3 separate regions of the Homo sapiens genome follow, and regions 1 and 3 are each linked to region 2. The links are chromatin loops, found by intact Hi-C in ENCODE. Cell type or tissue: heart right ventricle. All regions are shown on one strand. Region 1 has its middle 77 kb from the start of FBN1-DT. Region 2 has its middle 13 kb from the start of FBN1-DT. Region 3 overlaps CEP152 (centrosomal protein 152).

The links. A loop is a pair of places that touch in the nucleus more often than their neighbours do. Peaks named below come from ENCODE experiments on the same cell type or tissue, not always from the same donor. Only the 100,000 strongest peaks of a DNase experiment are listed, where the experiment ranks them.
Region 1: a loop joins it to region 2, with 2.2 times the contacts of the local background. A loop is called at or near these places in 2 of 110 quality-filtered maps.
Region 3: it touches region 2 in a loop (2.8-fold over the local background); 40 of 110 quality-filtered maps call a loop at or near these places.

The regions. Positions count from the first base shown.
Region 1 is chr15:48,718,405-48,726,404 of GRCh38, reverse strand. It overlaps the pseudogene LOC645405. Among named protein-coding and RNA genes, the nearest start is that of FBN1-DT, 77 kb to the right of the region's middle. In heart right ventricle, no CTCF peak of the experiment used is centred here; DNase peaks (open chromatin) are centred at 4,744 and 7,557; H3K27ac peaks cover 3,485 bases.
Region 2 is chr15:48,654,408-48,662,407 of GRCh38, reverse strand. No RefSeq gene overlaps it. Among named protein-coding and RNA genes, the nearest start is that of FBN1-DT, 13 kb to the right of the region's middle. In heart right ventricle, no CTCF peak of the experiment used is centred here; a DNase peak (open chromatin) is centred at 4,218; H3K27ac peaks cover 2,714 bases.
Region 3 is chr15:48,790,746-48,798,745 of GRCh38, reverse strand. It overlaps CEP152 (centrosomal protein 152), which reads left to right. Exons shown (of 27, transcript NM_001194998.2): 3 at 695-798; 4 at 1,016-1,085; 5 at 1,167-1,445; 6 at 2,586-2,736; 7 at 5,285-5,425; 8 at 7,370-7,509. Among named protein-coding and RNA genes, the nearest start is that of CEP152, 16 kb to the left of the region's middle. RefSeq lists enhancers at 1-517, 3,634-3,913. In heart right ventricle, no CTCF peak of the experiment used is centred here; no DNase peak of the experiment used is centred here; H3K4me3 peaks cover 1,684 bases; H3K27ac peaks cover 2,914 bases.

The sequences.
Region 1 (8,000 bases), 64 kb before region 2:
TAACACAAGCTTGCAGCAGGCAAAGCCAAAAGTTATACCCAAGTCTTTTTTTTTTTTTTTTTTGTCTATGAAGTATGTATTATTTTGGCAAGTGATTTTTTCCTTCCTAAGAATAAGATGAACATGTCCAAATGTTACCTGTGCCAACTTCACAGATACAGAAGTATCTAGTCTTCATTTCCTCAATGCCCCAATTAGATGGTTCTAGTAAACGAATCAATATAGTTAAAAAAAAAAAATACAGGTTCAACAAAAGAGCACCATCCTATTAGGGAACTGAGTAACATGTGAAAATGAAGTTGTCATTATAATCAAAATGTTGCCCAAATTCTAACAAACCCAAGCTGTTATACTAGTACATGGACGCAGTCCATAGTGTTAACCTAAAGAACTCTGGGACAAGAACATTATTTGAAAAATAAACTCCAAAATTATACCTGTAATAAATGGTGAGACAGACCAATTTTAAAGCACAAGTGACATGTTACACTGTATTGCTTCTTGAACTTTCCAAACAATGCTTGTCCATGTCAGGTTTGGGCCATTCTCCTGCTAAGACAGAGAGCATTGTATTTATTCAAAAGCCCAGATTTCAATATCTTGGATAAAGAAATCTTCCTTCTTAGAAAGTGTACGATTCCCAAACGTTTTACAAGAATGGCTTCTTGCATGGTAGAGATCTCCATCAAGCCAAAGGGCAAATTCTCCTCCTCCACCACCGAAAGCTAGTGAATCCATGTCTCCTTTGATAAAAAACATGTTATCTCCTGTCCACTTAAAGACCTCAAACTCTGGACAGAATGTAAAAACAAAGGTCTCTCCAGTACCATAAAAGCCATCACTCACTTTAAATGGCTCAGCTGCTAACGCACCAAAAACCTGTCCATCACTGTCTTTAATTACCATCAGCACTGGGGTGTCTAAACCTGTCATTGTTCGATAAAGAGTTTTCAAGCAAGCTTGTGCCATGTTTTCCAGTACCATAAACAAGAGTCCGTGGATAGCCAATTGTTCTTGGTGGAAGATGCTTGGTAAGCTTTTCAATTTGATCTGGCAGTAAACTTTTCATTTGAGAATAGGTTTAGGTTTACCAAAAAGTTGCAAAGATATACAGAGTCTCTATACCTCTCACCCAGACTCCTCTGTTGTTAATGTCTTACATCACTATGGTAACTTTTTCACAACTAAGGAACCAACATTACATTTAAATATAGATGTATTTTTTTTTTCTTGTGACGCTAGAGGCCATGGCTTTAATCCCTATACTGTCTTTATTTGGTTTGGCTTACAGGTGAGCTGGAATTTATTTTAAAGGGGAAAGTCCTTTTCTTTTTCCGCTCCTTCCACTTCCCCTCCATGCTTCCAAGCAGGAAAATGAGTTCAGCAGGCTCCTCCACATGTGAAATCAGTTTAACTTGCTTTCTCAGCAGGATGTAGACGAGCAATAGATCTTGCTCTTTAGCAGGGATTTATAGAATATGACATTATATGAAGATTATGCTGCAGCTAGAAATTTACCAACACAACAGGAAAGCCTGTAATATTATAGAACCACCTTTTGTAATTTTAAAATTCAACGAGTAATGGTTCATCTTAAAAGAAAAAAGATATTTAGAAATTTTCTAGTAGTAAATATGCGATTTTTAAATCTCTTGATATAATTGTAACAACTTTTCCCCTTAAGGACCAGACCAGGAAATTAATTAGAAATCAAAATAGTAAAACATCATTAAATAGAAACTTTGTTATTTTCGAAAGTAAGATAAATGAATTGGCTTCTTCCACAAAGGTCAGCAATAATTTGGAAACTTTGAGAACATGTTAAATCTTGTGCTCTTAAAAATGTTGTCTGATGAGTAAATTAAGTAGAATCAACAAAACTTTTAAAACTTATTTTTGGTTTTGGTTCAGGCATAGCCCTTGTCTGAAATATTTCCTCATTTCATTTCATAATTTTATCAATCATGTTGTATATAGAATGTACTGGATGAAATTCTGCTTCTTATATTTTCTTGACCCTGTGCTCTTACACAAACTGTTTCCCTAGGAACGGTTAATAAAAATTGAAACACCCTATTTCACCCTATTCAATAAAAGTTGAAATATCCTATCTGTGTAAGAGCACAGGGTGAACTCAATACATGTATTATCACAGTGACCCTGTAGCTGTCAATGATTTCATTGGCTACCAATTAGTTTTCCTGGAAAAGTTTTTAAAAATGTAGTCCAGTGTCGCAATCTACTCTGAAAGGTCTTCAAGATTATTCATTAAACATGACAATGGATCAGTTATCATATTAAGCCCTATACCTACACTTTTGTCTTAATCCTTCCAACAATTTTTCAAACTAGGTCTTATTATCCTCATTCTATAGATGAGAAAGAAGGGAAGGAACTTATGCAAAGAGTCTCATGTGGCTGAACAGGAGTCCAAGGAAGCCATAGAGTTACTGCAAGGTGAATATGAACTCATTTGCTGGCCATGCATTATCTACAAATGAAAACGACAATATATCTCCAGCATCAATATGGCATCGTTTTCAAACATATGTAGATGCCGTTGCTATCATTAATAAGAGGACTTTATACTAAAAACATTTCGGAGTTGCTGCACTGTTCTGAAAAATATCCTGTTAAAATTGGATCAGACCTGTACTGAATAGTTCAGATCTAGTTAGTACAAAGCAGACTTCTCAGGTTAGAAGAGGTAGTGACTAGGATCAAACTTTGACATCAAATATGTTGCATATCTTTATTCTGTCACCTACTGGTGAGCCTAGATTCCACATCTGGAAAATGGGAACATATAGTGGACACTATTGGTTATCTACCCAACGTTATTACCTACTTCTTCCTTGTTGGCAGACCAAGGGGGGCATAGCTGTCACTTCCCCTCATGACTCAGTTTCAACTCTGTTGCTGACTCCTGTTTGGCCTGAGTAATCCCAGTGGCCTCAATTCCTGTTACCGTGACTTGTTTAGGGATGGGCATATGACTCAGTTCTGGACAATGCCATATAAGGGAGAGGCTGCAGGGCTTGTAGAAAATGTTTCTTTCTAAAAAGTATTTTCTTCCACACTGGAAAGAGCTGACTTTAAATGACAAATGTGCAACTTCTAGATCAGTGGTTAGAGCCATTTTTTAGATGTTACTGTGTCTGGTTGTAACACCTGGATTTGCAGCAACCATCTTGCAACACTGTCTTCCAAATGAATAGCTGTTATTAATGTTATTCACAGAAACATAAAAGGCCTCAGGCATCTGGGAAGGACTGGCCTCACACATCATTCATAAGTAAACTCTTTGCTGGCCTCCTATAAACAAGGACATGTCAATTGTTACTTTAGGTCTACCGTCTTAAATCTAGCTCCTAAAACTAAAGCCGTTTGATTCCACACTGATTATGTTGCTTACAAGCTTATCTTCCAGATGCAGAGCAAGGACAAGACAACATCAGTCATCTCCTTCACCTATCAGAGACAACTGCATAATTGATTCATTCTTTTCTCCTTTTTTTCTCTTCAAACATTCATCTTATCTCTGTAAAATGTAGATTTACTGGGCACTAACTAAAGTCTCAAGAGAATATAACCATTCGCCTTACCTTCCCCCCTTCCTGCATGCCTATCTCCCTTTAAAGAAATATATAAATTCTAAAGCTCCTAAAAACCTCTTCAGGAAAACAGCCACAGATGTGCCTGTGGCTCATGTTTTCCCAGATGCGCCCTAAAACTGGTGTAATAAACCTCCATCGACTGAGACTTTTGCCTCAGTCTCTCATTTCGATTATCAGTTCAAATGAGAATTTTTGCAAAGGAACTTACACTAACTGGAAAATAGTATGGACTCAATAATCAATGTTAGCTCTGAGTGACAATGATAAGGTGGTGCTTTTAGTTTCTTCAAGCCCCTAAATCTGGTGTGAAATCTCCCCCACTAAACACTGTCATTTCTTCTATGTTGTTTAGTACTCAATAAAAATTGCACATGGATATATCAATCTAGGTCAATATAGGACAACACAAATTTGTGTTCCCAGAATGCTGGGAGGTTGAGAAAAACCTAAAACCAAGTTTTAAGAAAGGCACATTCTTTTCTTCCCTTCAGATAAAAATATATTTGGCCCATTCCTCCAAAAACTAAGCAATATTCCCATCTGGAGAGAGAAAAAAGATCTCACCTATTGAAAGCAAATTATCTTCCTCAAGTCACTTCCTGAATATACTGTAGGAAGTTTACTTTCAAAGTTCTCTTCCCTGGAACAAATCAGATTATTTACATGTATTTGCCTGCTCTGAAGAAAAAACACTTGAACACCAGAAGGAAGAAAATCTGTACTTGCTCAAAGTCAAAATACCAAAGAATAAAGAAAGAGGTCTCCTTAGGAGAAATGAAAAGTTTTGTTCTTCTTGGAAGAAGTCTTCAAATATTTTAGAGCAAAATATATACAGGTATGAGTATTGGTATGGACACTAGAAGATTAAAAAAAGACCTCAAAAAATAAACATGTTTTGGCTTTAGTCCTTCAGAGTAATTAACATGTTGCTGTAGCTGACAAAATTTGTGGCCAGATAGAAACCTGCTAGTTGAAAAATTTGGAATCCTGTAGCCTCCCATCTCTGCCTAAGATCAAGGCCAAACATCTGCTCTCCTCCCACTTCCTGAGCCCTCAGCCTGTTTAGAGGAGTTGGGTCAGTTGTCTTGCAGAGAGGGTGCAAAGGTAAGTGGCAGAGGGGCCAAAGCCCAGTGCCAGGCTCAGCTTTCATAATGTGCCCTGTGATGGATGCTCAGTGTTCAGAACACCCAGCTGGCCAGAGAGAGGCTTTTGGAAACAACAGAGGATTGACGTTCTTCAGTACTCATTTTCCAGCAAAGACAAATATCTGATTATATAATAGAGAAGTTATGTCTTCTGGCACCCAAAGAACTGACCTACAATGACAAATGTGCAACTTATTAAGCAAATTCCATTGAGCCTGCAACACATACTAGTTGTTTTCTCAAGACACGTAGTTGCTTTACCACCAAGAACCCTTTCCTCAATGGTTCCAGCTGGCAAAACTCACTGTCATTTCAATCTATTGCTTTGTAATCACACAAACCTTCTCCGTGGGTTTTTCAAAATTAAACTAAGTTGATCTGCTCTGATTTCCCTTTGCTGCCACGATTCTAGAGACCATAGATAATTGTTTAAGCCCAAATCCATAAGGCGAGTTTCTGTTGGAGAAAAACCAGGGAAAGAGTCCTTCCGTGATGTATCTTGTATATGCTGGCTCCTCTGGGGTGGGTGCAACTTTGCTTGCTTAATCAGGATGCACACCCTAAGCAGAGATGCCTGGTTTTGATTTAAATGGGTACAAAATGTGTTCCCTTTGTTCTGGAGCTCTCACTAAAGCTAGTACAGAAACCTCGGCTCTATATGTTATTGGGGTTTCTCATTTTCCCACAAAGCACATGGGATGGGTGGTCATGGCAATGGTGAGCAGGATCATTGCGGCGCATTAAGTTAACTGGCACAAATCATTTGTTTGCTGAGGAGGAACAGAATCATATGTGGCAATACCTTCCCAGGGAGTGTTGCCTCACTGTTGTCACAGACTGAGCTTTGGAGAGATGTAGGAAAGGATAGCAGTGGCTGACTCCTCTATGTGTTTTACTTACATATAGGTGCAGCACAGAGAATAATCAATATCTATGGTGACAATTCATAAGCAAGTCCACATTTAAAACATTAATATATAAAAAGCCCCTTTCCCAGCTCTGGTCCCAGTTGCCTAATTCTCCACCCTTGAAGCAGAGTTTGTTACTCAAAACCTATTTACATGAGTATAAATGAATAAATATCCCATATTTTATATGAGTGGTAGCATAGTATACCTACTGTTCTGTACCTCGCTTATATCAAAAATTTTAAAGCAAGCATATGAATAACATTGTTATGCTTTTTAGTACTAAAAATTGAAGACCTGAAAATAGTGAAAACTGGAACAAAAAAAGATTAGCCACTTACACATATGGGGTGGTACTCCACAGATTATTTATAACTGAAGTGTGAGGCATCCTACTAGTGGAAACAGCCTTCCCTTTCCCAAGGAGGGGATGATGACAAAGGAGGACAAAGCTAAACACAGGTGTACCCTGCTAGTCTCCCTCTCCTTCCTACGACCTCACTCCTTCCCTTCCTCCAGATCTTCTCTCTGTACCTTTCCTAAACCACCCGTCCTGCTTCCCCACCAATCTTGTTCCTCTTCTCCTCCTTCCTTCTGTCAATCGATCCTTCAGTTCTTTGCATCTACCTTTTTCACCTCCATCCCTTCTACCAGGTCATTCTTCTGGATTCCCTGACTGTGGCCCTTCCTTGCCTTCCAGGTCCTCTTTAATGGGAGTGGAGGAGCTGCCTGTGTCATTGGGGGTCAGAGAAGGACACGGGTCACAGAAAAACTGAGTCTGGAAAGGATGACACTGAGCTAGTGGGGGTGTGTAGGGGGCACAGGGACTGGAATGAGAACTGTTCCACTGCCTTCCCTGCCTGCCCACGTGTAAGAAGTAGTGTTATCAGTCAGGGTTCAAACAGAGAAGCAGAACCAATAGGAGATAAAGATGACTAATATGGATAGATAGATACTAAGGAAGTTACGTATACAATTGTGGGGGCTGGGTAAGTGAGTCCAAAGTCTACAGAATAGGCAGTCAAGAAGGGAAGAGCACAAGCAAGCTGGGACCCCACGTGCACAGGTCAAAGCTACTGTTCACAGGCAGGGTCTCTGTTTCGTGTAGGGCCTTCCAACCAGTTAAGTCAGGCCCACACAGGATAATTTCCCTAATTAAGGATCACCTGATTAGGAACTTATTTATACCCACAAGTTCCTTCATCGCAGCACCTACATTCGTGTTCGATTGCATAACTGGCAGAAGCATGTGAATGCAACAAAATGGCTGCTATTTCCCTTCCATCCCCCAACTCTTGCAAGAGAATATCTCCTGTAGCCCAACCTGGGCAGAACCTATTAGCAAGGGAATTCTGGGGAATATGGTTTAACCCAAACAAGTTGAGCCACTACAAAATAATCAGAAACAGTTACCGTAATAGGCAGCTGCTGGGCAAATGCCCCAGTCCTTGCCAGGCCAGACTCATCCTAGAGGAACCTGCAGCTATGGGCCACTACACTGCTGCTTCTGTGGTGTTCCTTTATTGATTGCCCTTAAAGAATGGCATAGTAGAAATAGAACATTCCAATATGCCCTCCATCCTTCCCCAGAGCTCCCCAGACCTTCAAAGTAGCACTTCAAGGAGCACTTGCTGAAGGGGAAGATACTTCTGCTAATAATAATAATAATAATAAGCCTTTTCTCACATGTTAGAATTGGAACTGTAAGTCTAAGTGGAGATGTTACAGGAATAATTTTGCATCTGCTTGTCAACTGTTTGCTCCTCCAGACCCTCCCTTCATCTTCTCCACCCTGCTCTAGACTTTGGGGCTCTGACAGGTTTGAGCTGCATCAACAGTGCTTACTCATCCTCTTTCCAGCTCCCAGTTGGGTTTGGTCACCGAGTAGCGCTGGCAGGAGATAGGAAGGAAGAAGAAAGTGAAGTCCAGCTGTTTAATTCCCTGGCTTTAACCCTGCAGATTACTTTGGGCTGCCCAAGTCCCTAAACTAAAGGGACTTCTTGCTTCAAGGCAGCCTCTGTCCACCAGCACTTCTCAAGCTATACATAGTGAAGGAACAAGTTTTGTTCTTTTGTTTTCATCACCATTTCCTTATGGACTTACAGTTGAAATCAACTAATTTATCTAGGATTTAAACTCTTGTCAGCTGACTCTAAAGTTAGTGATATCCATTCTTTATCATTCTGTAACTACTAGGAAAGTAAGAAATGTAGACACCCTCTAGAAATACAAATTAAAGAATGTGTGTGCCTGGATCGTCCTGATGCCTAGCCTTCTAAGCTGATTCTCCAGTGGAGCCTCAGTAGGGGCCACCTTCCTTCTCCTGCCCG
Region 2 (8,000 bases):
AAACTGGTTTATTTTCTTATTGAATTGTAAGAGTTCTTTATGTATTCTGATATGTCCTATGTCAGACATATATATTATAGTCAATTTTTTTTTTTTTTTTTGAGACAGAGTCTCTCACTCTGTTGCTCAGGCACTAGTGTGATCATAGCTAGTGAGCTTCAAACTCCTGGGCTCAAGCAATTCTCCTGCCTCAGCCTCCCGAGCAGTGGAGACCACAGGTGCATGTGGCCACACCTGGCTAATTGTTTATTTTTTTTGTAGGGATGAGGTCTCAATATGTTGCCCAGATTGGTCTTGAACTCCTGACCTCAAACAATCCTCCTGCCTCAGCCTCCCAGGTTTCCTTACATACACACAAAAACGCTAAAACAACAACAACAACAAAAACCCTGTTCTCTGCCACCAAAGAATGGGGAAAAGAGTGGCCTAACAACAAAACACAATTTTTTTGGCAAATTCAAAATTTGCCAAACTCTGTTCAAACGCCAATGGAAAAATTGCAGCCTCCTCCTCTAGCCCACAAAGACAGACTTGAGTGCTATGATTCCTCCACTGAGTGGTATCAGCAGGGCTGAGGTGGAAGCTGATCGTTCCTTCTCTACCTAATGAAAGGGAAGGATGCTCTGATTCTCTTGGAAGTGAAGGGTGTTTGGACTCTCATGCCAGGGTACCATCTGCAGGGTCCTGTGCTAAAATGGGCCTCCATGCTCACCCAGAACCAACAAGAATTAACAAGGCAGTGTGAGGCAACTGTAGTCACCACTAGGTTGAAAGAGCTAGACAAATCCACAATTATAGTTGGAGACTTTAATACCCTACTTTCAGCAATTGATAGAATTATAAGACAAAATTATTTTGGCTATTCTAGTTCCTTTATATTTTCCCTATAAAATTTGCATCAGTTTTTTAATTTCTGCATAAATGTATACTAGGATTTTAATTGAGATTATGTTTATAGGCTAATTTAGGAAGAATTTAATTCTTAAGAACATTGAGTCTTTTGATCTATAAACTATTACATCTTTCCATTTATTTAGATCTTCTTTAATTTCTTTTAGGAATATTTTATAATTCTTATATGAGTCTTGCATATATTTTATTAAATTTATTTCTGAGTATTTCAAATTTAAAGTGACATTTTTTAGAATGAATATGCCTTTGTTTGTCCTTCATTTTGGAGGATATTTTTGCTGGGTAGAGAATTTGGGGCCAACAATTTTTGTTTGTTTGTTTCCACACCCTAAAGATATTGTTTCACTGTTTCTTTACCTCTGTTATTTCTGATCATAAGTCAAAATTAATTTGCATGATTGTTCCCCTGTAGGTAATGTGTCATTTCTTTGGCTCCTTTGAAGATTTTCTCCTTATCTGTGTTTTTTTTTAGCAGCATTAACATAGTCTTTTTTATATTGATTCTTCCCCAGTTTGCTGAGCATCCTCAATCTGTAAATATAGCAACATTTTTGGTCATAGTTATTCAAAAACTATGCTTTCTGCTATCTGTCTCTTTCTCTTCTTCTATAACTTCAGATGCTTTTATGATAGATCTTTTGTTATGGTGGTCTCAGAAGTCCTTGAAGCTCTGTTAATTTTTTTAAGTCTTTTGTCCTTTTCTTTGTGTTCTTCATATTGGATAATTTCTATTGATTAATATTCAGGCTCCCTGACTCTTTTCAATATGATCTCAATTCTAATGTTTAGCTCATCGAATATATTTTTAATTTCAGATATTATATTTATAAATTCTAGAATTTCTCATTAGTTCTTTGTTATACTTTCTGTTTCACTGCTATTCCTCTGCCCTTTCATTCATTATAAGCATATTTTCCTTTGCGTCATTCATCACAATTATTTTTATTTTTATTTTTCAACTTTTATTTTAGATTCAGAAGGTACACGTGCAGGTTTGTTACCTGGGCATATGGCATGATGCCGAGATTTGGGGTATGAATGATCCCATCACCCAGGTGCTGAGCATATTACCTAATAGTTTTTTACCCCTTCATCTCTCCCTCCTCTCTGTAGTAGTCCCCAGTTTCTATTGTTGCCATCTTTATTTCCATGAGTACCCAATGTTTAGCTCCCACTTATAAGTGAGAACATGTGGTATTTAGCGTGTAGTATTCTATGGTGTATATGTACCACATTTTCTTTAATTGATCAGAATTATAATACCTGCCTTAAAATTTCTTTTCTGATAATTCCAATATTTGGGTCATCTTGGAGTTTCTATCTCTTGATTGTCTTTTCTCCTGAAAATTGCTCACATTTTATTGTTTCTCTGTATTTTGAATGCTAGGAGTTGTATCCTGGACATTATGAATGTTTAATAGCGAAGACTCTAGATTTTGTTGTATTTCTTCAAATAGAGTTGTGATTTGGTTTTGTTTTGTTTAATGGGCAATTAACTTTGTTGTATTCAAATTTATGAATACAACAGACTATGAACTCTGTCTCTTGGACAGTAGCTCAAACTGCAGTTTAGTTCTTATAGCCTTTACTGGGTTGGATGCAGTCTGTCCATCTATGAATATTCACAGGCCAGGCAGACATTTGAAAAGCATGTACACACAAACTTTGTTGTTTCCCCTCTTTGATTCTTTCCTTTTTGGGATTCTCCCCTTACTTTCCATCAGCTGGGTTGCCCTGAACTCTGTACTCTGTTTCCTCAGTCCAGAAAGACTATGGATTTTCTCTCAAAATTTTAGTCACCCTATACCATGCTGGTTGCAGCCTGTCTTCAGACCAAAAGTCATAAGAAATAGAAAATTCACCCTGTGCCATTTCCTTCCTCTGGGTATCAACTCTTCTCCAGAATCGGCCTGCCTTTGTTCACACTCTAGTCCTTTAGATAATTATGTTGTTGTAATTATTGTTTGTTTTGTTTTTGTATTTTTTCTAGCTTATTGTTATTTGTAGAAGTGTTCATCTAGCAGGAACCAATTTAGTCAGACTAAAAGTGAAATACCAAATGGTATTGTTTTTAAAATGTTCTTTAAAAAATCTATTTTACTTTTTTTTTTGCTAATATATAGAATGATACTGGATTTTTGTGTAATGACCTTGTGTTCTATGTCACTGGTGAATTTACTTTCTAGTTCTAGTCACCTTTTTGTCTATTGTTAGTGTACTCTGTCTAAATAGCTGTTTTGTCTGTGGCAGTTTGATTTCTCCTTCTCCAATATATATGCCTTTCATTTCTTTTTCTTGCTGCAACATTCAGTACAGTGTTAAATTCAGTGGCAGTATCAGAGATTCTTCCCTTCTTCCTGACTAAAGGTGAAAACGTTTGGTCTTTCACCACTGAAAGTGAGTTAGTGTCGTTTCTCCATAGATGTTCTTTATCAGGATGTTCCCTTTTATTCCTAGGTTGCTGAAAGTTTTTTATTATAATTTTGTGTTTAATTTTCTCAAATGCTTTCTCTGTATTTTGTTTTTCTCTTTTAATTCATTAGTATGGTGAATTACATTGATTTTTGAATGTTAAAAAAATCCCTTTGATTCCTAGGATAAACTCTGCTTGTTCGTAATGCATTTGCCTTTCCATATATTGCTGATTCTGATTTGCTAAAATTTTGTTTAAGATTATTGTTCCATATTTCTAAGGGTTATTGATCTGTCCTTTCTTTTCCTGTAATGCTCTTGCTTGTTTTTTTCAGAATAATGGTAGGCTAATAAAATGATTGGGAAGTGTTTGCTCTGCTTCTATTTTCTGGATAAGTTTTTGTAGGAATGTTACTATATCCTCCATAAATGTTTGATAAACTATATCAGTGAAGCTGTTCGTACCTGGTATTTTCCTTGTGGAGATATTTTAAATTATGAATTTAATATCTTTAAAGGTATCCTCAGCCCTGTTTCTATTCTTTTGCACCAGTTTGGTAATTTATGTCTTTCAAGAAATTTTTGTATTTCATTTAATTTTCCAAATTTATTGGCACAAAGTTGTTCTTAATATTTCCCTGACCTTGTAAAGTCTGTGGGACTTTTAACAATGTCTTGTCTTTTATTTTGAAATGGGTCACTTGTCTCCTCTCCTTTCATCTTGAAGAGTATTGAACTTATATTATCCATAACAGACTTTTAGGAATGTTGGAAATATTGGGCCACACCCTAGAAGAGGGCATCACCTTGAGCTAGCAGTTTTCTGAGGCAAACGGCAAAGCTCAAAGAGGGACACAGCTGTGAGCTGTTAGCAGTTAACATTCCCAGCAACTGGGGGCTGTGTGCGTCGGCGCAGAAGAGGAGAGCTTGGCAGAGAACAGCATTATCCACTTTGTAAGGGAAAACACATTTTGAATGTGAGATAAAGTTTGAGCAAAAGCAGCGTATTAAATACAGAGATTTGCAGTGGCAATATGGAATTGGGCTTGGTGAGGGCCAGGGGGCAGATAAATAAATGTGGAAAGGGCCCCAAACAGTGCCGAGCAACCTGAGTTCCCTGGATCCGTAGGGGCCTAGGAAAATAGTTATGTGCATCCTAGAAACAAGGACAAGTCAGCTCAGCTAACGGTATCAACCTTATGTATTTATGTTGATTATCTCATGCTGATGGGCACTCAGACTAGTGAAAGTGGATATTTATTTTTGCTCAATAAATATGAAATATACTTCCTGGTTCCTGATCAAGAATGTAATTCAAATGTATTCTCAAATCTTCAGTCAAGAGCTGAATATTTATCTCTGGAAATGTAAATTTATTATTGTGTATTTTGGACAGTTTTTAAACAAAAAAAAATTCTCTCTTGGAAACAAAACCATCTTGCAAAGCTTTCTTTAATTGATAATCATTTGAGTGTCTACATGCACTAATAATATTTATTATTCACAAATTATCCAGACATGAATGTATTACATGAATGTAGTTTCTTTATCACCTCCCAAAATTCTGACTGTCATTCCAAGTGGAGACATGTAGGTCTTTTTTTATCCTTGTGTTTGCCAGCAGCAGAGTCTGTTTCTGATATTTAGAGGTTGTCCCTCCTTTCCTCTTTAATTACACAGGATTCCTACCCTTCTTGCCATGAGAATCTGTTTCCAAGAATATATCTGAAACTCAAAGAACAAATGCTGGCTATCAAGAGGGTTATCCCTTCCAGGTCAATTTGCAGGTTTATTAGGAATCAAAAGTCTAAACTATAGGAAAATGCAATTTTAATTAGCTGGTAAATTTAATTTCTTACAGATGCTCACAAGTCTGAATCCCAAGTCTCTTCAAAACTGTTGCATCTCCTTTACTGACTGGCAAAATTGCTCCAAAACCTCTGCCTTCTGGCTACTTCACCTCGGCTGGGCTGCCTTCAGAACTGCCACATGTAACAAACACTAAGCTCACCATCTTCTCTCTTCCCCATTCGCATCTTTCTCCTCCTCAATTCCTTAGTTCTGTCCATTCTCTGGCCAACCAAATTCAAGTCTCAGTGTTATCTTTGGCTTCCCTCTCTCCATTGCTTTTCATATTCAATCATTCATTCAGCTGTAATGATTCTATCATGAAATGACACTATAATTTTCTATTCATTTTCACGTGTACTGACAAATCTTTGGAGCACATGCTCATCACCAACACCCAGCTGCTGCCTTAACCTCCTGATCTCCTTTCTTAAAAGATTTCTGTTTTCCAGTTCTTCTTGCATGGTGACAAAATATTAATTTTCTAAATCATGTCATTCCCATGCTTTACATTCTATAATAATGTGCATTTCTTCACAATCCTCAATCTTCTGGTCCCAACCCACTTTCTAATCTTCTCTTTCTCTTTTTCTTCTTTATACATTCCACCCAGTTTTGTCCATTCTTCTAAACAGGTTGCATACTTTCCTATCTTTGGTCTTTCCTTGTACAAGAGTTTCTCCTCCAATATGACAGGAGGGCTCTACCGTTCACCGGTAAAAGATTTTTCCCAAGTTTTCAACCCTCAGCTGATCTCCTCCTTTCTCCATGAAAACTTTTCTGGTCACTGTGGCATAGAGGTCTCTTCCTCTCCTCTGAACATCTAGAACTCCCATTCTCTGTTGGTTTAGCACTAATTGCCTTACATTGTTAGTTTCCCTTTTTTTTTTTCTTTTTTGGTGTACAGGGTTAAAAATATACTAGACATTAACTGTGATCCTGTGTTCCCTTTCAACTGAAAACGAATCCCAGGCTGAGCAAATGGGAGAAGCTGAGAGAAGGGGAAATAACTCTGCCTAATAGGGGGCTGGTGGGCCTGGAGGGTAGACTGAGGAATCTTAGGAAAGAGGCCAGGGGCAGAGAGGAGGACAACCATGGCAAGCACAGGTGTACGGGTGGATTTGAAAGATTTGGAGATGGGGAAATTAAGGTCTGAGGGAGACATGGGGATTCTACAGTAAAGAGAGAAAACTGTGCTGTGCGTGGTGTGGCACAGTCTTCCCTTCACATCTCATGAGAGTCCTTCAGTGATGACTTATGTTACTTTTTACTGAAGATCATGTCAGATGTTTTCTCATTAAGACAGATTCTGTTTTTTGTGATATGACACTGTATGGAGATGGGCTTTCAGGTGAGAACAAGAAGGGCTAACTACACACACACACACCCCTTACACTTCTCAGTATTCCATGTGATGCCAAGCAGTACCACGAGTAGAAGGAGCTCGCCTGCTACCTTGGATGTTTGTCTCGGTGTTCTTGACCTTTGTACCCCTTTTCACCCAATTTCCATAGACCTGTCACGGTCTCCAGTGGTTCTCCTGAGATTCATGTGTTCTAGTGATGATGCAAGGAGATCAGTTAGGGTTTGGGAAGAAAATAAAATGAAAAAAACATACATGTACAGGCACATGTACACACAAAAAATTATCCTTTAAAATTAGCTTTTTGCGGGATATGTTTTACAATGTGCATGCAAGGTAGAATTGCCATATAATAAACACTGCTCCGCAATTACAGCACTAGAATTGTAAATATTCTTTGGAAGGATCTAATTCATGGATTTCCATACCTTGTTATATTTCAGAGAACTGGACACTTTAAAAATACAGATTCCTAGACTCCACCTCAGACCTACTGAATCTGCATTGGGTGATTGTTAGGGACAGGAATCTGAAGTGTAACAAGCTCCTTGGTTTATCCTGAAATAGCCCACTCGTGGCCTGCCTTTCATTGAAATCTAACTCCCTTATTTTCCTAAAGAGGAAAGGGAGGACCCTAGAAGTAAAGTGACTTTCTGAGGCCACAGCAGATGGGTAGCAAAGCCGAGACAGGACCATAGTCTTCTGTCTTCTAATTCCATGCTTGTTCCATCCCTATTTATGTAGTTGATTTTCAAACTCTGGGCAGAATTTTCTAGTATTTCCCAGACTCTTCCTTCTCCTATTCTATCACTCTGGACACTTCCCCAAGTTTTTTTTTTTAATCTGTGGAAAGATATCCAGTATGATGTCATTAATATTGTTGCTAGCAGAATCATGCAGAAATTGAGAAATTTCAAGCTGTAGCACAAATGGCTTGAGTTCCAGATGGAACTCAAAGGGAACAAATTTTAAGACTACTAAATCATACCAATTGTGATTGAAAAATACAAAAAGCATTCAAGCTTTCATAGATGAGAGAAACACAGATAAAGGACCTCTGATAAACCCTTTTGCAAGCATAGGTGAGTGAGAACATGGTGGTCCTAATAATTAAAACAGAATTTAGGGGAAGAAACAAGTTTAGGGAGTTTGCTGACATATTAGTTACCTCTTTCTGTGTAACAAATAACCTCAACATTTAGTGGCTTCAAACACTACACATTTGTTATCTCATTGTTTCTGTGTCACAAATGAGGCACTGCTTAGCTAGATGCCTCGGGCTGAACGTTTCTCACTGCTGAATCAAGGTGTTGGCTGGGGTTGCAGTCTCATCTGAAGACTCCCAAGCTTGCTTGTGTGATTGTTATCAATAGCAGAGTTCAGTTCATCAAGCGTGGTTTGGACTGTGGGCCTTAGTCCATCACTGTTGGCCGGAGGCCTCCATCAGTTTCTTGCATAGGGCCTC
Region 3 (8,000 bases), 140 kb before region 2:
TTCTAGAAAATAATAGGAGAGAGAAATCAAACATTTAATGTCAGATGTAGTGTCATGCTTTTGCATGTGCTATCTATAGAAAACAGTCTTCCAACTCTTCTTTTACTCAGATGTTGTATGAGAGCAGGGTATTATGTATCTTTTCATCTTTGGAATTAGATGGCTCTCTACTAATTAGTGACTCCCACGGGTTTCTACATTATCAGAGCATTTAAGAGCTTCTAGGCCACCTGCTGCTGCTGCTGTTCTCATCACCTGGCCAGAGTGCATCTGGCTACTCACATTCCCTGTGGGATGCCTAATTGTCAATTCCCCAAGGTCTGATTACTGATAAAACAGGATTCTGAGACTTAGTCTGCCTGCCCTGTGATAACATAATGCATTGATTGTACCATTATTGTGACTTGCTGTGTTTCCATAAAAAAGTTTTTGAATTCTGCTCTATGTGTATTTAAATCTGAGATCTTCGTTAAAAAAAAAAAAAGCCTTCTGATATAAATCCTAAAATTATGCATTCCCTTTTCCCCAAGTGAAATGATGAATATAATTTGTGTGGAACTTAAGAAGTTAATTAAAGGAGGGAATTATGAACTTCTTTGACCTCTACAGTAAAAAACCACTCGTTCCAAGGCAGCTTTGGCTTGGTGTCTTGTGTTTAAGTTGGTATGATATTGATGCAGACCTTTTGACTCAGTTGCAGCAGTTACTCACAGACCTTCCCCATGACATGCTGGATGACGACCTCTCCTCTCCAGAGCTCCAGTATTCGGACTGCAGCGAGGATGGCACAGACGGACAGTAAGCACCTGAAGTCACTTTCACTTGTATATTGCAATTCTATAAGTCTTTTTCTTTTGATGAAGATTAATAATTACATGATTATAAAATTGTAAATTGATTCTTAAAATTTTGGGTGAAGATTGGAAGGAAAAAGGTTAAAATCTTGGGGTTCTTTGTGTTATCTATGTACAAATAAATGATACGCTTTAAATCGAAAGTATTCCTTTTTCTCGAGACCACATCATCCTGAGCAATTGGAGATGAGCTGGAATGAGCAAATGCTGCCCAAATCTCAAAGTGTAAATGTAAGTATCTGGTGTGATGATGACTTTGGTGAGGGTGGGACTGGATCTTCGTGCTTTTGTTTTACTCTTGTTATCTAATAGGGCTATAATGAAATTCAGAGTTTATATGCTGGAGAAAAATGTGGTAATGTCTGGGAAGAAAATAGAAGTAAAACTGAAGACCGACATCCTGTGTACCATCCTGAAGAAGGTGGAGATGAAGGTGGAAGTGGTTATAGTCCTCCAAGTAAATGTGAACAGACTGATTTATATCACCTTCCTGAAAACTTTAGGCCATATACCAATGGTCAGAAGCAGGAATTTAATAACCAAGCAACCAATGTAATTAAATTTTCAGATCCTCAATGGAACCATTTTCAGGTATTGTAAAAACTTGACTTTCAAGAACTTGTGTGTGTGCACACGCATTTGCGTGATGTTTGTGTGTGTTCAGGAAATGTATGTGAGTACAATGGTAAGATGATTTAACCACACGAAGTTCTGAGAGGGCACTTATTCAGGTTCATGGTGAATTAGTCATGGTATTTTCTGTTTACAGTCTAATACAATCATGATCTTAAGTCAGAAGTTTAAAATAGAGGCTCTTTGGACATAGTTGATTAAACATTAAAAGTTAAGTCTGCCAAAGAATAACTATCCTCATTTACTGCTGCTTCTACCACTGCACTGTGCTTCAATGAGAAGCTGTGTTCAGGTCTCTTATTGTAGTTTTTAAAGCAGTAATTCTGTGTAGGTGGCAACATTTAATTTCCTCAGTTTTCTTGCTCACCACCCATAACAAATTTTAGGTTAAACATGTCAAAGCTGATATCTCTATTGTATGGTGATATAACAGTAGACAGGATGAATGTGAAGGAAAAACCAAAAAACCTTGTTTTTCCTGGGGGGGAGTTTAATGAAGTAAGACCTCAGGATATAGTTAGTTGCTTCTTAGAATTTCTCAATGACAGCAAATACCTCAACAGCTAGTCTGTGTCACGCAATGACAGGATGGATTTTTTAGGCTGTTAAGTGGTTATTTTCTCTTAATTCTATCTCCGTAGAATGTTATTATTCATCCCATAAGAGTTACTATTTATTAGATATGAGGCACCGTGGTCCATGTTCATGTTATTGGATATGTGCATTTTTATATTCCCAAGATGTTGGCATAATCTAAATCATTTGTAATAAAATATTTCTATATAGTCTTATTGGAATTCTTGGGTTTTATTTATAAAATTGCCTTCATTGTGTGCTCAAAAGTAGAATTTAGGTGTCTATAAATTATGTATTGCAGACTTTCAATTAATAGTGTTAAATAACAATACGTGCTACTTTTGAGCAGATATATATATGTGTGTGTGTGTGTGTGTGTGTGTGTGTGTGTGTATATATATAAACAACTTTGAACTGTACCAAAAGTAAGTTCTGTAACGTAACATTAATTTAGGTGTCTAATTCAGATAATTTTGGAAGAAAAGGCCAAATCTTAATTGTCAGTTTCATTTGTTATCACAGGGTCCCAGTTGTCAAGGTTTGGAACCGTATAATAAAGTGACATATAAACCTTATCAGTCTTCTGCCCAGAATAATGGCTCACCAGCCCAGGAGATAACAGGAAGTGACACATTCGAAGGCCTGCAACAACAATTTTTAGGAGCTAATGAGAGTAGGTATCAAGTTTATATTTATTTTTTAATACCACATAATTGGGGAAATTTGAATACACAATGAATATTTGAGCACATTCAAGAATTATTATTTTTTAAGTATGACAATAGAATTGTGCTTGATATTTCAAAGAGCCCTTATTTTTAGAGATATATACTAGAGTATTTATGAATAAACTGACATGAAGTCTAGGATTTACTTTAAAATAATAGGCTGTTGAGGGGTAATGTTGGGTGGGAATATAGATGTGGCCAAATTGGCCATGAGTTCATAATTGTTGAATCTGGGAGATGGGTTCGTGGAGATTCATCATATTATTCTCTTTACTTTCTTATATATTTGAAATTTTTCGTAATGAAAAGTTAAAAGACATTTTTCCAACTTTATATTTCAGTCATTCTAGTTTGTTAAGCCTTTTCTCCTTATTTGTATAGTGTTAAGTATCCTCGCCTATCATACAGGATACCTGGACTTATTTGAAATTTAAAAAAATTTTAAAAGACTTTTTATGAACTTTATATATTTTTTTGACTGAAGCCTAATTTGGAAAATGAAACATAGTTTTCAATCTCAGATTTTTGACTATATAGAAGTGTAATTTAATACATCAGCACTATCATCAACTTTTTTCTTTTGATTTTACAGTTTTTAGTCAACTCTGATATAAATTAGTTTATATTCAGAATTACTTAGATATCAGGTTCAGTCATGTGGCATTTGCCAGTTTTTTTTGTATAGTATGTATATAAATATGAGAATGAAAAAAGTGCTTATAGGTACTAGAGAATTCTGAGATGAAATGCTAGTATCAAAAAACAAAAATCCCAAAATATAAACCCGTATAGTGACTGTACTGAATTACTCTTGTCATACTGTCTGGCACACTAAATAGCTTCTAATTATTGTGCATATTGAAGAGCCAGTGTAATTCTAGAGTGTGGCAGCAAGTGTTTTTGTTTTACTTTTTGTTTCCCTTTAATTAGTAGGGGAAAGGTCATACTGGATATTCTGGCTTACCTGGGCTATACCAAAGAGAAAACTGGACTTTTGGGTTGTGACTTCATATTGTTGCTTCCATCGTACACTGGGACGGCAGGGTAGTTACAGGGGGAGGCCCAGAATTCATTTTCCCCTGAAGGAGTCAACAGCAAATATGAGGATGGCCTCTCTTTGTTCTTAAGTTTTTTGTGGAATGAGGAAGTGGACAGTGTATATGACATAACTGGTTTTAGGTTGAGTAAATGAACCTCACAGCAGTGGCCTGACATCTCCTTAGTGTTTACTCTTTCAGTTCCCTTGAAAAGTTGTATTTGTATCTCCTGGTCTTTCTGCATATAAAAACCTTTCCTTACCTTTCTTAACACTCTGCACTTCTTCAAGTTGAGTCAGTTACACATTTGTCTAAATTTGACATTTGGAAGTTAATTAAATAACTTAATGGTAGTGCCAAATTAGTGATTATAGTTTCTTAGCAACAGTAATTTAAAAAATTTGGAGATGGGGCTAGCTCTACTATAAGACCTATGAGGAGTTTGACTTGTATAAACTTTTCAGTCTTTAATTTTCTTTATTTAACCAGATCTCTTTCTAAAAAGAGGACAGAATTATTTAGTTAGCAAGTGGTTAAAACTCAGTAAATGCATTTATTTCTGATTGTAAGCTAACAGAAACATTGTTCTAGTAGTAAGTAGAATATTTATCATTATGTAGTTGAAGCATACCTACCAATCCTTTTTTCCATTTTTTTTCTCTTTTTAAAGTGGTCCCCAAATGACTAATTGTTTCTAAAAGAAGACTTCAAAAATTTTTTTTTAAATTATGTATTCGTGGAGTAGATTTGGAGGTTTGTTATATGGGTATATTAAATAATGCTGGGGTTTGACTTCTAGTGAACCCATCACCCAAATAGTGAACATAGTACCCAATGGATAGTTTTTCAACCCTTCTCCCCTGCTCCCTCCCCAAAATTCTTGATTAATCTATTCACTAGCTAATTAATTCAGTTATGTGCCAGCATCAATATAAATATAATATTTTCCCCACTCCTGCCTAAAATAAAATATTTTGAGGCTGTCTAGAAATTTTCTTTAAAAATGATTTTATAGAAGCTGATGTACTTGTTTTGTTTTTAATTTTCTGACAGCATATTACTTTATTTCATTGCAGTTGTTATATACTGATTTTTAACTGGCTAAAATGGTAGTTAGTGATTCAGGGTTATAACTTAAACCAGTGACTTTCAAACTTTCCTATCAGTGACCCACTGTAAGAACTATATTTTTTTACATTGTGATATGGTGTACAACATGTATCTATATGAACAGGTATATATAAATGAAACAAGTTTCACAAAATAAGACTGTTTCTTACTACATGATGCACTCTGATATATTCTCTCTCTCTTTTTTAATCCTAGTCACAATTCACTGAATTGATTTCATGATGCTCTAAAAGGTTGTAGTCACAGTTTGAAAAACACTGCTTTAAATGACTATAAATTTATATTTTGGTATGTTTTTATCTAATAAATTGTCTTTAATTCCCAGACTCTGCAGAAAATATGCAGATTATTCAACTTCAGGTTCTTAACAAAGCAAAAGAGAGACAACTGGAGAACTTAATTGAAAAGTTAAATGAAAGTGAACGTCAAATTCGATATCTGAATCACCAGCTTGTAATAATAAAAGGTAAGATGCTGGATGCTGTCATTTATGAGGTACACTGAGTTAGATATCTTGTTTCCAATAACCTCAGATTACATACGAAGCTTAGAGAGTAAAAACACTTGGTCAGAGGGCTCATAGTGAGTGAGGCATAGCAAAACAAAACCCAGGATTTCTGAGTGTTGGCCTTGGATTACTTCTCTTTGGAACACGCTGTTTTGGAGACCAGGCATGGTGGCTTACGCCTGTAATCCCAGCACTTTGGGAGGCTGAGGTGGGCGGATCACTTGAGATCAGGAGTTCAAAACCAGCCTGGCCAACATGGTGAAACCCTGTCTCTACTAAAAATACAAAAATTAGCGGGGCATAGTGGCAGGCACCTGTAATCCCATCTACTTGGGAGGCTGAAGCAGGAGAAGGAGAATCACCTGAACCTGCAGGCGGAGGTTGCAGTGAGCCGAGAAAGCGCCATTGCACTTCAGGCTGGGTGACAGAGTGAGACTCTGTCTCAAAAAAAAAAAAAAGACACTCTATTTTGGAGTCCCTATATTTTCCCTTTTCTCACTTAGGCTTTTAGAATCATTGAACATTATTTAACTGTACTGATGGCATTCTGTCCTAAAAAGTTGTTGATTCCTTATGTCTGATTCCTTATGTCATTACTCTGGATGAAGTATTCCAGCTTTCAGAGTGATTTGTGTTTAGTTTGCACTGCAGCGTTTCCTGAGGCTACAAATTAGCATAAACGTTTTAATCCAAATAAGAGTTAGTGATTGTGAAGTGCCATGTCTGGGATAAACACACAGAGTAAATACAGATTCAAATTATAATTGCTTACTCCTTGTGCTTTCTCTAGTTTTGGTCCACGTTGAACTTTCATTTGCAGAATACTTTTGTGATTGAACTCTAGCTCATTTCAAATTTAATTGATGGTAAAAATGTCTCTTTCTGTAATGCTCATAACATTTATTTTGAGAGAAGAACTTGTGAGCTGTTATAGCAAAGTATGTGGGAAGAATTTAACATTAGGTGAATTTAAGAGTTCATTCCAAGTGGGTCGGGCACGGTGGCTCACTCCTGTAATCCCGGCACTTTGGGAGGTCAAGGAGGGCGGGTCACGCGGTCAGGAGATCGAGATCATCCTGGCTAACATGGTGAAACCCCATCTCTACTAAAAATACAAAAAATTAGCTGGGTGTGTGGTGGCGCCAGTAGTCCCAGCTACTCAGGAGGCTGAGGCAGGAGAATGGCGTGAACCTGGGAGGCGGAGCTTGCAGTGAGCCGAGATTGCACCTCTGCCCTCCAGCTTGGCGACAGAGCGAAACTCCGTTTCAAAAAAAAGAGTTCATTGCAAGTATGTGTAGGATAATTAGTCCTCAGATAACTTCTTTGATTAGCAGGGATTTGTCCCCAAAAGGGATGCAATAATAGTTTTAAAGGAAGTAGTTCTGCTTCTCTAAAAAAATTTTTTTGGTATCAGGTTTGTTTTTTTTTTTAATTTTTAATTTTTAATAATTTATTTATTTGGGGCTGGGTGAGGTGGCTCACGCCTGTAATCCCAGCACTTTGGGAGGCCAAGGTGGGTGGATCACTTGAGGTTAGGAGTTCGAGACTAGCCTGGCCAATATAGTGAAACCCCATCTCTACTAAAAATATAAAAATTATCTGGGAGTGGTGGCAGGTGCCTGTAATCCCAGCTACTGGGGAGGCTGAGGTTGTAGTGAGCCAAGATTATACCACTGTACTCCAGCCTGGGCGACGGAGTGAGACGCTGTCTCAAAATAAATAAATAAGTAAGTAAGTAAATTCTTTATTTAGTTTTCTCTAAATCAACTAAAGTTCATTTTTCTGAATTAAATTTAATTCAACAACATTTATATATGATACAGACGTGACATCTGATTGGGATTGTGACATTGGGGTCCCTCTACAGGAACATTATTTATATAAACATTTTTAATACCGTAGATGAAAAGGATGGTTTGACTCTCAGCCTTCGAGAATCACAGAAACTCTTTCAGAATGGAAAAGAAAGAGAGATACAGCTTGAAGCTCAAATAAAAGCACTGGAGACTCAGATACAAGCATTAAAAGTCAATGAAGAACAGGTACCTATTTTAACTTATGTATGGTAAAAAAATTAAAAGTTTAGTTATTTAACAAAACTTTTTGTAGGGTAGGACTAAATTTAGAAGAACTTTGAAGTTATTGACAAAGCATTAGAACTTAAATTTCCTGACTGCAATAGTTTGCTTCAGAATTGGTATCCCGAGAAGCTTTTATTTTTATTTTTCCTGCTGCTTCTCCATTTGGAGAACTGTTTTTTAAACTTGAGTTTAAAGTGGTGACACATTCACATTCTTTGATTAATGAGATAGCCATTTGATTTTTGGAAATAGTCATAAGTCATTGGTAGCTAAGCCTGGTGGTGGTTGATTCATTTTTTGGCAGGGGGCAGGGTTAAAAATGAAAGTGATGGCCGGATGCAGTGGCTCACGCCTGTAATCCCAGCACTTTGGGAAGCCGAGGCGGTCGAATCACCTGAGGTCAGGAGTTTGAGACCAGCCTGGCCAACATTGTGAAACCCCGTCTCTATTAA